Regions from separate parts of the Mus musculus genome. Here region 2 is linked to region 1. Evidence: chromatin loops called from intact Hi-C (ENCODE). Cell type or tissue: heart. All regions are shown on one strand. Each heading gives the region's core, and the rest is flanking DNA. Links, peaks and the distances in the headings are about the cores only. Region 1 overlaps Manba (mannosidase, beta A, lysosomal). Region 2 has its middle 40 kb from the start of Nfkb1.

Region 1 (2,919 bases), core at 193-2,692:
AGGTATGAAAGCAGACCGTTGTTACCAAATCGGACCCCACCTTGCACAAGGCTGGCCTTTACCAGTAATAATGAGAATGACGGGGCTGGAGAGATGGCTCAGTGGTTAAGAGCCCTGACTACTCTTCGGGAGGTCCTGAGTTCAATCCCCAGAACGTTTTTCTTTAATGTTTATGATTAATACCACAGAACAATTCCTAAGTTCTTTCCGATGTGTAGAGCACTCTCCAGGCTTGTCAGGAATGTATGAGAAAAGTAGCTTCACGGCTAGGGTCTGTGACCCTCTTCCTTTATCCACAAGGTCTCATCTCAGGAGGACTGGGCTTACAACAGCCGCTTCTCCCTTCATCGGCAGCATCATGAAGATGGCAACCATCAGATGCTGCACCAGGTCAAGATGCATTTCAAACTCCCCCAGGGGACAGACCCATTGCGCACATTTAAAGACACTATCTACCTTACTCAGGTAAGCCACTTCTAGTCTGGAGCTGCTGGGCTTCTACACTGAGTGTGTGCAATCATGCAGCTTTCGTAGCCTTTGTATGGTGGAAAATGGTCAGGTTTGCATGCTCTTGCTAAGGTTGTTGTTTTCTTCACAATACAGACGAGCAAACCCATAAAACCTGTATCTAATTCTTGGCTTTGTTTCTCCTCACAAGAACAGCTTATGAAATTCTAAAATTTGTGTACTAAGATGTTTGTTGTTTAAGATTAGTCTAAAGTTTCAGCAATGAAGGCAGTAGGAGAATCTCCTATTAGGACAGAAATGTCCTGGCAATTCAGGTGGAAAAGGGTAGAGTCGTTGATGAAATGTGCTGGACCAAGAAGATCGCTTTACAGGGAAATGAAAGTCTCCATGCATGCAGATTGCATTCACCACGGACCTGAGATTCAAATGGGAGGGTTTGGAGCATAGCCGTGCTGCACACGCTCCAGGCTTTGGATCTGATCCCTGAGACAAAGAAAACAAAGCCCCTGAAATGAGGAAGCAACACAATAAAAGTCCTGGAAAGAACACAAGACTCAGAGACAGGCAAAGAAGAGGTCTTAAAGCTTGAGGACACTAACCATGAAAAAAAAAAAACGGGCTGATAAATTGTATTTCACTAAAATCATTGGCTTTTGATTTTTTAAAAAGATTTATTTATTTTTATTATATATAAGTACACTGTAGCTGTCTTCAGACACTCCAGAAGAGGGAGTCAGATCTCATTACAGATGGTTGTGAGCCACCATGTGGTTGCTGGGATTTGAACTTCGGACCTTCGGAAGAACAGTCGGGTGCTCTTACCCACTGAGCCATCTCACCAGCCCTGGTTTTTTTTTTTTAAAGCACTACCAGGAAAGAGAAAAAGGCAAGCTATAGATTGAGGATCAATGTTTACAATCATTTATATGTAATTGGTCTGGCCTGGGTGTTTTATCATGTCTGTTGCTTACCAAATAAATCACATCTAATTCAAACCTGAGCCTGCAGGCACAACCTAGCTCTTTCCCCCTAGATAATAGAATAGTTATTTATTCCCACAGACAACTTGAGTTATCAGAGGAGCAGGAAGGGAAAAGGTGCCCTTTGAGAATCAGTTTCTCACGACTTGGCATCAAACGCCCAATAAATATATGCTAGAGACAAATGAAAGCAGTAGAGGGGGCTCTAAGCTCAGGGCTTGGTGAAGACTGAAGTCACCTCCTGGTGTAGGTGGTCATTGAGAGGCCTGATGCAGCTTAGTTTAGTCAACCTGTGGGAGTGGTAGTGTGAGTCACAGATTAAGAGAGCATGCTGGGTGTGTGGCCATTTGGAATAGATATAACCCGAGAAGAGAGGAGAGTGAGAAGAGACTTTGGAAGACTGGAAGATCTGGAGGCAGAAGAACTCACTTGTTGCTGTAAGACGAAGCAGGGAGGGAAGGCTCTCCACATGTTCACGAGGAAGCTTTCTGCAAAGCCTTCTCGGTTCAAACATCTTTGACAGTTACAAAATTTGTTCAACCAATAGAGTCTTCCAAAGTGACGTGGGCACACATCCTGTTCTTCAGAACCTTATGAATGACTAATAATAAACGAGAACAGTGAGTGGGAGGGAGCTTAGAGAGGATGAGCCAGGGAAAGAATTAACCAAGATTCCTTCCCTACTCCCGCTTCTCTCCTCTCTGTCCTTTAAACAGGTTTTGGTGAGAATTGTCCATAAGATTACTCGATTCCTGCCTGCTGCTTCCTCATCTTTGCACCGTTCCTTCTTCCATGGCAAGACCTGGCTTTCACTTCCAGGATTTTTTTTTAACTTAATTACTTAATTCATTTGCAGCTTCTGTTTGGTTTTGGTCTGGTGGTGACCACCTTGCTGGGGCAGGTATCCCCGTGGACAAGGAGAGAAGGAGGAGGTGGGGAGTGTAGGGAGAAGGTGGAGATAGGAAGGGAAAGAGAAAAGCAACAGATTAATTCCATTGAGATCCACTCCCTAGTTTAGACTTAGAAAGGATCAAGGCTGAGTGCCAAACTGAATGAGAGCAAGTCTCCAATTCTGAACCAAGGCTTAGTTGGCTGCGAGTGCTAAACGCACAGGCAAAGCTCAGCGCTGCTAAAACACACAAGCAGAGAACTCCACTGGTGCCCGGCTGCCTCTGCTGCCTTGATTAGCACTCCCTACACTTAGATTTCAACACGACCTAGCTCCACTTGCTTACTCGACACACTCTGTGAGAGCTGCCTTAGCTGATAATACAATGAGCGTGTCTTCTTTTGTATTGCTGGACTGTCTCACCATGGGAACAAATCAGACTGCATACAGTTTCCCTACCACAGGACACTTCTGTTGTTTCTAGCCGAAGGCTGTTATGAGTAATGCTGCTATGAACAGGATTTTAGATGATGATTAGCAGACCAGTGTGCTTGCTTAGGTATACAAGGAAACCAAGTATTT
Region 2 (2,919 bases), core at 246-2,745, 180 kb after region 1:
ATCTCAGCCTGGAATAAACATTGTTGCGAAACTGGCCAGGAGTTTTGCCAAGCTGAACACAGAACACGTCAGCTGTTTTCTGGAAAATAACTGCCTCATGTGACAGTGTCTATTATTTTAATTAGCACCGAGGCACGCCTCCAAGGCATTTCAACAGGTCAGGGTTTCTTACAGTGGCAATGGCTTTTTATTTCCTGATATGCCAATGAAGCAGATAGCTGACATCTGATTTTTTTGTCTCGGTGAGTAAAATGGTTGTTGTGATGATGCAGCCTGGACTTGAAGAAGTTGCAAACATTCCTTGTTACCCAGAGGCTATGGCACAAGCAGCCAGAGAGCGCTCCGAGCACTCACAGGAAGTGATAGCCAGGCCCTTCATTTTGGCTATCTGGGATGTTCTTTGCCATAAAGTGTTTATGACATATGCTCCTTGGGGTATCTATATTTCCAGGATATGTACATGTCTACCTATGTGTGCTAAACTCAAGAAGGGTTAATTCCAAGATCTGAAAGTCACTCTGTGAAACTATATCGTGAACACACATTCAGCAATCCACAAATGTGTAAGCCATGGTTTTAAATAGTGGTCGGTTGGGGAACAGACGCCCATTTCCTCCCACCCACTGCTCCCTAACATTGCTGTGGGGTGAGCTGGAGATGCTGATACGAGTGTTCATTTGAGAAGGAAACGGTTTATGATTGCCATGCTGCATCTCACAGAAAACAGTGTATAATTGGATTCCCGAATATAGCGAGCGAACACATGCATCATGTTTTCTATGTGGCTAAAATGACTTGCCATTTTTATTGTAGAGACTTTGCAGGGGCTGGAAGTGTGGAAAGAATTGTTTCTTAGGGTGTGGCAGTCACTGAGGTCAGTCACTCTGGGAATCTGGGTCTTAGAATGACCCTGATGAGAAGAAATTTATCCTCCCTCCCTCCCTCCCTCCCTCCCTCCCTCCCTTCCTTCCTTCCTTTCCCCCTTCTCCCCCCCTGTCTAAATGAATTACAATACCAACCAACACTTGGACATTCCAAGGAGCTATCAGTTGGGCACTAGAGCCACATTCAAGCCATATTCTGGAAACTATCCATCACCATCTGTGAGCTGGAAGGACTAACAGTATTTGCTTACATTAGTTATTTATAATGCTGCTCTCTCCTTTCTTTCATTTTTCTCATCCCTCCATCGCTTTATGCGGACAAATGGTGCAGCTTTGGTCGGTGGTCAGAATGCACGGTCAGTCTCCTTTGCTTTCCCTTAGAAAGTGTGGCTTTACTCATTCAGTGTTCAGTGGGGACACGCCCAGCTGTCAATCACCATTACTACTGCTATCACTCTTCAGCGCTTTACCTCGTTCTGTAATGGAATCTAAGGAAGGCTTCACTCACACAGTGACAGTGACAGTGACAGTTGCATTCCCACCCTTGTGGGGACACAGACGGTTCAGGTGACGGACCTGAGTCACCTCCTAAATGACACATTGTGGATTTGTATTTCAAGGTAGATTTTTATTCATCAACAGAATAAAGTAGTAAAATAAAATATAAAATAAAAATAAAAATAAAATAAATAAAAAATAAAAAAATATGATAAAAAGGAAACGGGATAAGTTAGTGAATGTTCACGACTTTAGGGTAAGGTTGTGGTTTGTTGCGATTTCTATGTTTTTATTTTTGTTTTTGTTTTTCGAGACAGGATTTCTCTGTGTAGCCCTGGTGGATGCCCTTGAATGTGAGCTTGCTTTGTAAAGGCTTTCAGAGCTCATCTAAGAAGAACTCTAGCGCCACCTCATGCCCAATTTCGAGAATTACCTGGTTAACTGTATTGAGAGATAGTTTTAAGATTGATCCAGCCATTAGGTGGCGCCGTGGACATGTACATTAAAGCCACAGCTCAGAACATCTTGTTAGATGTGGTGAAAACATTATTTCTTTCTTTCCAGGTTAAGATTTTTTTTTCTTAGTCTATGACTCATGGGAGTCTTAAATACCTTGTATTTATCTCCTGAGGTTTGAAGATTTAAGGTTTTAAATAGTTTAGAGCAGAATCTTCTTTCGCCCCACCCACATTTTTCTCAAACGATCTCAACATGAAGAAAAAATTTAAAGCATGTGTACAGATACGCAATACAAAGACTCAACACCTCGCCCGCACAAAGAAAGGAAAACAACTAGACCAGCCAGATTGACTAGTTTATAACAGGGCTTCACCATGCTTAGAAAGTGCGGTGGTAACTTCTATTTCTGTGCACCTGATCTGGTTAAAAACCTTATCACATAGGAAGGACGTTGGGCTGAGGTGAGGACTCAAGGCGGAGGGACTGACGATGGATCCAAGGGGGGGGGGGGAACCCAACAACGCTAAAATAGAAAGATTAAAAAAGGGAATCACTTACGGAAGAATGCTTGATTTATTCTATGGATGCTTTAAGTCTCGTTTGATTTTAGTCCCATCAAAGTTGGTGCCAGTCACAGTGGCAAGTGAAGTGTCCTCCATCTACTCTAACAAGCAGAAACAGATGTAATCAACTTACGTTCTCTCCCACCCAAAGAAGAATAAAATAAATCAATGTTCAAAAACACAGCGACCAAGCCTGACCTGAGTGAGGTCGATACCCAGCACACACACACACACACACACACACACACACACACACAAACACACACACACACACACACGGTGGAAGGAAGCCACTCCAGCGCATCACTCTCCAATCTCTACCTGCCTGCTGTGTCAGGCATGTACACACTTATCCAACCATCCACACAACATATATTAATGATGGATAAACACAACAGTAATTCAAACAATTGTACCCCTATGCATATCTAAACATCAAATGTAACTTGGAAATTATTATCAATATGATATGTATTATCTATCTATTAACCCTAAGGATGAAACACATCCCACCT

Evidence for each region. Hi-C counts contacts between places; a loop is a spot of excess contacts. Peaks named below come from ENCODE experiments on the same cell type or tissue, not always from the same donor. Only the 100,000 strongest peaks of a DNase experiment are listed, where the experiment ranks them.
Region 2: a loop joins it to region 1, with 4 times the contacts of the local background. A loop is called at or near these places in 4 of 42 quality-filtered maps.

What each region holds. Positions count from the first base shown.
Region 1 is chr3:135,554,460-135,557,378 of GRCm38, forward strand. It overlaps Manba (mannosidase, beta A, lysosomal), which reads left to right. Exons shown (of 17, transcript NM_027288.3): 13 at 301-465. Among named protein-coding and RNA genes, the nearest start is that of Gm46827, 53 kb to the right of the region's middle. In heart, for the core only: a CTCF peak has its summit at 1,652; no DNase peak of the experiment used is centred there.
Region 2 is chr3:135,729,676-135,732,594 of GRCm38, forward strand. No RefSeq gene overlaps it. Among named protein-coding and RNA genes, the nearest start is that of Nfkb1, 40 kb to the left of the region's middle. In heart, for the core only: CTCF peaks have their summits at 283 and 1,807; a DNase peak (open chromatin) is centred at 1,806; H3K27ac peaks cover 473 bases.